2 separate regions of the Homo sapiens genome follow, and region 2 is linked to region 1. A link is a loop called in an ENCODE intact Hi-C map of the cell type or tissue named here. Cell type or tissue: Caco-2. All regions are shown on one strand.

Evidence for each region. Peaks named below come from ENCODE experiments on the same cell type or tissue, not always from the same donor. Only the 100,000 strongest peaks of a DNase experiment are listed, where the experiment ranks them.
Region 2: a loop joins it to region 1, with 2.8 times the contacts of the local background. A loop is called at or near these places in 1 of 110 quality-filtered maps.

The regions. Positions count from the first base shown.
Region 1 is chr2:205,364,049-205,369,048 of GRCh38, forward strand. All of the region lies in intron 18 of PARD3B (par-3 family cell polarity regulator beta), which reads left to right. Among named protein-coding and RNA genes, the nearest start is that of NRP2, 320 kb to the right of the region's middle. In Caco-2, no CTCF peak of the experiment used is centred here; a DNase peak (open chromatin) is centred at 2,753.
Region 2 is chr2:205,421,416-205,426,415 of GRCh38, forward strand. The region is part of intron 19 of PARD3B (par-3 family cell polarity regulator beta); the gene reads left to right. Among named protein-coding and RNA genes, the nearest start is that of NRP2, 260 kb to the right of the region's middle. In Caco-2, no CTCF peak of the experiment used is centred here; a DNase peak (open chromatin) is centred at 3,106.

The sequences.
Region 1 (5,000 bases):
ACCCAGCGACTGCATCTGTCAGTTCTAAAATGAAGTTGAAATAAGGAATTCCTAGAGATCCCTAAGTAATCAACCATGCCAGAGTAACAGGATAAAGAAGCATATTTTGCATTTGTCTATTGACTTTATTCCAAGCGTAAAAACACTTAGACGTGTTCAAAGCTAAATAAACTTGGAACAGAGCTTCAAGACTCTGAAGTCCCATAGCTTAGTGACTTCCTATATGCACTTCCTAGAGAACCACTCATTTTCGGATTCTCCTCCTCTTTTTTGTTAGTCTTGACGTAGATAAGAGAAATGGCATTCCCTAGTGTACTGTTTCCTTTGTCCCCTATTACTCAAGCCTAGAAATTACATCTGAGTCCTCCTTGTTACAGGTGACAAACAGCATTTGTTTTGCATTTTGATGCAGCCACATTCTCAGGTTCCAGCCTGCCAAGCAAGGTTGGCCTGGGCTGGTAATCTCCCAGGCTTTAATCCTCTCCATCTTTTATTTGTGTGGAAGCTCAAGGCATTAGTCCTCTTAAAAATCTCTAAGATTCATTTTGTTCACAACTCTTGAATATCGTATTACAAGGCAGGGTGTGATTTTTATTGACAATTGGAGTATGCTTAAATGAAGTGTGTGGATGCCTCAAGAGGGGCCACAAATTCCCACAACACTTAACATGGGTTCTGGTAACAAAGACACTTAACAGCTAGGTAAGAATGTCAAGTGGCTGTGACTACAATAATGGAGGCCTACAATTAGTTTAATTACAATACCTACTCACATGTAATAATTTCTCAAGAAGCATGGAAGGTTGCTCACTCCACTGGTAGTTTTTAAGTCTTTTTTACCCCAAGGCCTCTCTTAGAAAATCTGCTGTACAGCCGGGTGTGGTGGCTCACGCCTGTAATCCCAGCACTTTGAGAGGCCAAGGCGAGTAGATCACGAGGTCAGGAGTTCAAGACCAGCCTGGGCAAGATGGTGAAACCCCGTCTCTACTAAAAATACAAAAATTAGCCAGGCATGGTGGCAGGCGCCTGTAATCCCAGCTACTTGGGAGGCTAAGGCAGGAGAATTGTTTGAACCTAAGAGGCGGAGGTTGCAGTGAGCTGAGATAGTGCCATTGTACTCCAGCCTGGGAGACAAGAGTAAAACTCCGTGTCAAAAAAAAAAAAAAAAATTAGCTGGGCATGGTATGGTGGCAGGCGCCTGTAATCCTAGCTACTTGGGAGGATGAAGCAGAGAATTGCTTGAACCCAGGAGGCAGACATTTCAGTGAGCCAAGATTGCCCAAGATCGCACCACTGCCCTCCAGCCTGGGCAACAGAGCGAGACTCCGTCTCAGAAAAAAAAAAAGAAAGAAAAGAAAATCTGCTGTAGCCTGGCAGGTCATGATGTTCTTTCTGCCACAAAACACACAGCATCGAATCCGTTTACAGACACAGGCCTGCTGTCTTCCCTTTCTCTCTGCCCTCCAAGTGTCACATCAGGGCCATATCCACCCAACCTTCCTTTTTTTTTTTTTTTTCTAATCTACAGGAAAGGGAAAACACCACTGAGATTATTTACAAAGAAAAACCCTTATCTTAATAATAGTTTGCTTCCATTAAATGTATCTTCTTTGGGGACTTAATCTTTGTGCCCAGGCATGTTGGAGACAACAGCTGGCATTTATCTTTATGGAAGGAAAGGCATTCCAAGCATAGCGTGTTGGGACTCAAGTCATTTCTTACTTTCCTTTTATTATTCACACTGATGAATTTAAGATAGGCTTCAGATGAATAAATTAATAAACTCTGTTGAAGAAAAATGACAACTGCCTATATCGCCACACATGTGAATCACAGGGTGCCAATTCAGTAGTGTTGGAAATAGGATCTTTCCAATTATTTTGGAGAAGGGTATAGGTTACATGACCACATAAAGCAGTCAGCTCTTATACCCTGTTGAAGATAATCAGTGACAAAATCAGCCAAAGCAAAAGATTATCCATTTATCCTATCTATCTACCCACCCACCCATCTATCCCCCCACTCATCCATCCATCCGTTTATCCATCCATTCATCCATCCATCCATTATCCATATTTATGTTGGCTAGAGCTCTGTGGGTTACTTTAAACCAATTTTTTTCTTTCCTAATTCAACTTAGGAAACATTAAAATTAGCTTTACATTCCATAAGCACCCATACACTGATGGAAAGTGGAGACAGCCCATAGCGCTTTGTTTGAAGGAGTTAGAATTTTAAATTTTTCCTGAATAACCTCAATAGACTAATAATCAAGTGTTGACTCAGCTCTCAAATTTGCTGTGCAGTGCTTACATGGACAGAGGTAAAGAATTTCCTACTTATATTCGATGACAACCTAATGTTTTGTTCTCTCAGTGGTTATTACAGCAGCTTATATTTATGAAGTGTCTTTTTCTGACGAGTTTAAAAGATTCTGTAATTCACTGCATTTTACATGTGGGGACCCAGAGGAATAGAAATGTCACATCGTGACTGAGGGACAGAGCTAATGCCAGAACACAGCTCTCTTAACTTGCAGGGTATTGCTTTATCTTATCATGCTACCTGTCAGCATACAGATGACACTCAAATCTGTCTCCTCTCAAGCCTAAATTCACACTTTTTTTTTTCTTTAACTGTGACTGAACCTCAGTGGACAGAGCAGCCAAGATATCAGGCACTCAGGCACCAAGCATTTGAATTCTGCAACCTTTGAAGTTGTATCTCTGCACCTGGGGGCATTTTAGGTGGCCTCCAGGCCATGTGCCTTCCCACTAATAACTGGTGATGCTGTACCGCCACAGGTGTCAGCAGCAATAACTGGGCCTAGCTTTTAGTTGCTGCCACAGATGTCCTAAGGGAGCGGAAGCTGAATCATCACACTTAGGTCTGGGAAGCTGTAAAAACAAAACCTGTGCTGAACAGCCCCCAATATCTTTGTCTACCAAGGAGTCTGAACTCTTTTAAAGTTTCTTCTTGGTAAAAGCAGTGGCTTCTAGAAAGACGACCTCCACTCTAAAATTTCTACTGATACCTTCAAATAGTGCCTTGCATCTTCAAGAATGATTGGAGCTGTGTTAAAACTTGTAAAATTTGAAGACATTTCAAAAGAATGCAGTGAGGACGATTAAATGATTTGTAAATTAATCATTTAGGACATACAATCTCCAAAATTGAAGATGCCAGCCTTATTTCGTCCAGAGAAGAGAAAGCTAAGAAGAAATACAATAATCCATTGTTAGTGTTGTTTATATGAAGAGTCATGCTATGAAGGGTGGTGATCAGATGGTCTCCATCCTCCTCTTAAGTGAGGGAAAGGGAGTGGAAGGAAATAGGTTTAAACTAAAGCATGCAGGATTTAAGTTAGATAAAAGAAAGAATTTCCTGACAGTAAGATTCTTAAACTCCGGAATGGTTATCAAAAGAAGTTTTGGAATCTGCTTATCTAGAGACCTTAAAAAACACTAGGGACTCCCATCTGTCTAAAATGGTTTAGAACAGACAGCCCTAAAAGGTTCTCAGAGGATCGGATTATCTTTTAAGATTCTTTCTAGCCATATGATAAACAAGAAGATTGGGAGTATTAGTAAATGGCCAATCAGTAAACATCTCAGAGGCCAAAACCACCTTGGCCTCCAGATAACTAATCTCATAATCACCAGTGTAAGTGGGCTTGTTCCAAGATTTGCCAAGAAGATTCTTAAGAAACCCAGAGTTTCTCCCAGTTTGTTGTCCTGCTATTTATTTTTGTGGGATGCCTTTTCTGTGTTTGAGTTTATGTGGTTAAGTTTCTGTGTTTGAGTTTATGTGGTTAAGTCTACTGATCCTTTCCCCTTTTACTCCTTTTATTCTTTTAATACCCAAACCTTAACAATTCCATTGTTTTAGTTTTATGTGATGATTTGTAAGTAAATAAGGATGGTCACTCACTGTGGTATTTATTTACGTTAGCAAAAATGGGGAAGCAACCTAAATGTTCAACACTCTGGGATTTGCCACAGTAAGGGTGATACGTCTGTGTGATGAAATGCAGCAGAGCTATTAAAATTCAAAAGTTTGAAGAACATTTAATTACCTGAAGAAATACTTTAAATGGGGGACAAAATAGCATACAATACTATATCCATGGCATGATTCCAGTGGTGGATCTTTAAGAAAATAAAGGATATACCAATACTGGTGGGAAATATGGTGTTAGAATGACAAAGGATTTTGTATTTCCACTTGAAACTTTTTTGAGTCTCAGTTGTTTGTAGTATATATGAATATCTGATATTATCAGATTTAAAAAGTTGTAAAATAGGCCGGGTTTGGTGGCTCACACCTCTCATCCCAGCACTTTGGGAGGCCGAGGCAGGTGGATCACTTGAGGCCAGGAGTTTAAGACCAGCCTGGCCAAGATGGTGAAACCTCATCTCTACTAAAAATACAAAATTAGCCGTGCGTGATGGTGCACACCTGTAATCCCAGCTACTTGGGAGGCTGAGGCATGAGAATTGCTTGAACCCAGGAGGCAGCGTTTGCAGTGAGCTGAGATCGGGCCACTGCACTCCAGCCTGGGCAACAGAGCAAGATTCCGTCTCAAAAATAAAAGTTGTAAAATAAAAAATTCAAATAAAAGAATAGACAATCCCCTATTGGCAGGTACAAAACTAACGTTATCATTGTGATCTTACTTTTAATTACCTCTCTAATATTTCTAAAGTATTTGTGGAACATGAGACTGGTAGGCATGTCGTGTCCTCAGGCACTGTGTCTACCTTGTAACACAAATTATCTACCTGTTCTCAATTCAGGGGAGCTTGGGAAAACAAAAAAAAAAAAAACACCCCATAACGTTGAAGAGCTCTCGTAACTCTTCTCTATGACTTGTCTTCCTCCTGACTCAGGGAATGAATCAAAAGTTAGTGTGCTTCATAACCTGTACTTCAGTTCTTTTTCCTGGCAAAACACTCTAAAATGTAAGTTCCTGTGTTGTTAAGTTTGATGGGACCCTGTTG
Region 2 (5,000 bases), 57 kb after region 1:
CTGTATTCCATTTTTAATCTCCTCAAGACACACAGTAGAAAAGCTGCCAGAATTTGTTTTTTCTCTTCATATGTTATAGGGTCTGAGGTTTCATCTTTCATATTTCCACATTGCAGGAAAGATGAGCAATGACATATTGACCAAGGCTGTGAATGAAAATAGTGCATACCTAAATACTTCTCTTTAGGTCTCATCATCAGTTCCATTCATTCATAATCAGCATTAGTCTTCTATTGCTGCTGTAACAAATTACCACATACTTGGTATCATAAAACAACATAAATTTATTCTCTTAACGTTTTGGAGGCCATAATTCTGAAGTTAGTTTCACTGAGCTAGAGTCAAGATGTCAACTGAGCTGATTCCTTTTGCAGACTCATTGTCATTGGCTTTTACTTGGCTGCCTATGTTCCTGGCTCATGGCTCCTTCTGCCATTTTTAAAGTGCATCTCTCCAATCTCTGCTTCCGTTGTCACTTGGCCTTCTCTCTCAGACCTTGCTTTGTCTGTTTCCATCATCACATTATTGAGTGCCTACTGTCTGCCAGGCACTGTGCTAGATATTGGAGTTCTATCAATAGACAAGTCAAACAAGGACGCTGCTTCCATGAAGATTCCATTCTTGTAAACAGATAAATAAAAAAGATAAAATCAAGTAATGATAGGAGTATGAAGAAAATAAACTAGAGCAATGTGATAGAAAGATGGGGCTGGGAAGAATGCCTAAGATGCCAAGATTCAATCTCAGCGATGAGCCAGTCACAAGAAGTCGATTTCAGACAGAAAGAACTGCAAGAGCTAATCAGGCCTGAGGCAAATAAAGCTTTGTAATTGGAGTTGAATAACTAAGGGAGAGCGTGGCATAAGCCAGAGTCACAGAGGAGGCGGTGACCGAGTGGATAGCGTCACAGATCATCGTAGGGAGCTTAGATTTTATCTAAGTGTTAAAGGAAGACATGAAAGTGTTATAAGCAGAGAAACAGTTAAATATTTACTGTTTAAGAGATTGTCTGGGCTGCTGTTTAATGACTAGATTCTCCATGAAGGGAGCTATCTGGCCACACCTTGCCTCCCTCTTAAAAAGTATGTTTCCTTACTGTGGTTACATAGAGCCTGAATAAAATCTAAATCTTAGTCATGCAGGTAATTGAAGGATGTTTCCCCACATCTAAAACTTAGACCTCTGCAGTACCCTGCTAACCACAATAAAAAAAATGCCAATTCTTCCCTTTTTTCCAACATTTTATGGATCCATTAGCAATTTGCAGTTCCCATAGGAGATAAAACAAGTCTCTTTTCAAACATGAAGAGATTTCCTATGGTAATTATAGGCAAAACCTGGAGCAAAGGGCCACTAGGTAGGCCAAGGAATAGGGAGCCAGCTGAGTGATGGAATGCCATGGTCAGGACTGAGAATAGGCCCTGAAAAGAATAGCTTGGTGAAGGGACAGTGAGGGTAGATCAGACAGTAGGCTCCCATGGACAAACAGTCATTGCCTATCCTAACAAATGAAACATCCTCATTGTAGTTCTCAAAACTATGTGCAAGTAGCATATGGTCGTCTATAAAAGCCTCCTTCATACTCCTTGACACCCAGGTTTGAACTGATGGCCATGGTAGAACCTTTCTCCTCGACATCCAGTGGAGTAGGAATGAGGTCATTCCTGGTAGTCATCTTGTGCCCTAACTGCACAACAGTCTGACAGAATCACCATAGACACAGCAGACATCATCTGGATTAGCTTGTTGGACCTTCTCTGATGGTTGCTGAGCGGCGATTGCCTAAGGCAAATGTTGGCCCAGCCAGTGCTGTGTCCTCAGTGTGCATGCGGTAGAGGGAGGAAGACCAGATGATGAGGATGCTCACCTCAGGCTTGGACCCCTGTTAAGGAAGACCCTATCACTATCCTTTTGGAGGTAGGAGGGGACCTTAGTTTGCAGACCTGACGGACAAGCCTGTGGTTCTTTCACCTGATACTCATGTGTCCCTGGTCCTTTTCATCTAGCCTAGTGCAGTTCTAAGTACTTAGTAAATACTCAATAAATGTTGGAATCAAACCAAATTGGCTGACATGCCCCATTTCTTGGCATATGCCTGGACATGTGAGAATATTCTATATGGTTTCTCCAGAACAAAGTCCCATCTTAAGAAGCCAAAAATGGCAAGCCTAATAAGCACCATAGAAAATACTGTGGTTTACATATGTTCATTGCAACCCTATTCACAATAGGGTTCACGACATGGAATAATATTCACAACATGGAATCAACATAAATGCCCATCAGTGGTAGACTGGATAAAGAAAATGTGATACCTATACACCGTGGAATACTCTGCAGCCATAAAAAAGAACAGGATCGTGTCCTTTGCAAGGACATGGATGGAAATGGAGGCCATTATCCTTAGCAAACTAACACCAGAACAGAAAACCAAATACCACATATTCTCACTTATAAGTGGGAACTAAATGATGAGAACACATAGAGGGGAACAACACACACTGGGGCCTTTTGGAAGATGGAGGATAGGAGGAGGGAGGGGATCAGGAAAAATAGCTTATGGGTACTAGGCTTCATACCTGGATGATGGAATAATCTGTACTACAAAGGCCCATAACACAGATTTATCTATTTAACAAACCTGCACTTGTACCCCTGAACTTAAAAGTTTTTAAAAAAGAAAATACTGTAGTTGAATACAATATTTTTGCTGACCTGTTTAAAGCCTTCTGCGTGAGTTGGATAGGAGGGAAAAGACTGTACCCTCTGTGTCTTTTTAAACTCTCTATGATGCAGAGAACGTGACTTTTCAGAATATGAGTGCCCTATACCTTTGAACTAGATGGAAACCTCAGGTATGAAGGGTCTGTGTTTATCCCTGTCCTAGGTATAGTCATGGTTCTATACTTAAGGTGGTTTTTCCGGGCTCTGTGGAAGTCGGTGGTACTTCTAGAGCTTTTCATGATCCCAGAGTTCATTTAATGAAGACTCTATGTAACCTGGGGATGAGTGTCCAGGGCCTTGGGAAGTGTGGCATTTAGGGCCAAGAAAACAAAGGAAATAGAGCAGCACATGCTGTGTGGACAGCCGTGATCCCCATGCTTCAGCACATTTTTATGTGAGTCGGCTTTGAGAGATAAAGATCAAAGACTTGTCCAGGAGTGCACCAGCCAGGTGTGAAATTCCAGGTGACAGAATGGAAAGAAAAGAAAGGTTTAAAGGGAAAGGAAAGGAAATGTAGTTAGTTTCCTTTTATTCTCTTTATTTTTCCTGTTTCCTCTTCAGGAAGTTTATGTAGCTTACAATACCCCAGACATTCAACAGAAGGGGTTGATCCTCATTCTTTTCCAGATAATGATAAGCACCGAGGGCCTGTCGTTTAGTTTTCAGGTATAACCCTTGGCAGTCCCTAGGGTTAAACAATGCTGTGCTCCAGAAAATTTTAATACAGAAAACTTAGTTTGCTTTCTGCTTTGGTCTGTGCTACAAAAAGTGGGCAAATATAAACTGGGAGAATATAAATAAAATAAAGGCTACTTCTTGCCACTTACAAATGTCATTAGCAATAAGAATAAAGCACATCAACAAGTTACAAATTTTATCCAACCGGCAGGGCTCCCCCAGGGGCAGATTCTTACAGCTCTTTCTTCAGTGTTAGTTTGGCCAGCAGCCTAGGGAACATCATTTAATGTCTTCAACACTAATGACACCTTTTGTAGGGGGACTGTCTAGGATTGTTATAAAGGAATTAGTTGTTATCAGAGAATATCATAAGCACTCTGTAGGTTGTTCCCCGTCACATCCCCACCTCTCTTTGGGGCTAATTTTCTAAGGAAAGCTAAAAATGTTTACTAAGCATTTCTGAGAAACTTGTCTACATTATGAGAATAGAAATTACAGGAACTCAGTGCATTAGCAATGGGAAAGGCTTAATGGGTCTGGGAAAGGTATAAATTTAGGGAAAATGTAAATTGCAATAGTTGGAGAGCCTTCAAGGGCAGTTTTCTTGAAATGGCAGTGTTTAGTAGCAATGGAAAGATACTCAAGGATCTTGCCATTTGGCATTGTAAAAAATGCAACTCGTAGGTAGGAATTGCAAATCCCATTAGTTTAGAATATGAAATAGACTCGGTGTAAAAAAAAAAAAAAAAAACAACAACATTTGATTTGGGGAATGTGCTTGGTTCCAGGCCATGTAGGATATGGAAGTCTTTTCTGTGGTCATCCCACCTAGACAAAGAACCAGTTAACTTTTCAGGATTCTCTAGAATTAGGATGTTCTGAGTCCACGCCTGACTCTCAGAAGCTTCCCAAACTCTACTGCCTTGACTTACTTTAATGAGCATTTAGGATTTAGAGAAAAAGAACATCAACATGCCCTTTGCTCCATGATCTTTGGCAAACCATGGACTGTATAAGCACAATATCCACATATTGGATTCTGCAAACCATGAAGAATTCACCGTGTTATTTGTGTGTGCACAGAGGAAAACATAAACAAAGAGTCAATTAATGACATTAAAAAATTTGCATGTCAGTATTATAGAATGTCAAATTTACTGTACAGAAATATATGTATTATTTTTTTATTTATATCAAGAAAAGTGATAAATTATCCCATCAATCTAGTTCCCTTACAATGTCAGATCTGGTTTAGGCTGACAAGAAAAATGGGCGGTACTGAAGGAGATCGTTTAGAAAATATTATAGACACCCAGAGAGGAATGAGGCAATGGTGAAAAATATTAATGCAGTTAAAATAGTTTTGTTGAAAAAATGAAACATTGATCACAAAGATTGCATGTAACATTGTATTGGCTGTTCAGTATAATAATTTTAATACTACTACTACTAATAATAATAATAATAGTAAACTCACATTGTTCCTGACCAGGTACAGCTTGTAGCTTTAAAACTGCATTGATAGGGAAAAGCTGAAGAAACTGAGCCTGTTCTCTGGAACAAAGGATAATTATAGTGACCTAATTGTAGCTTCTATT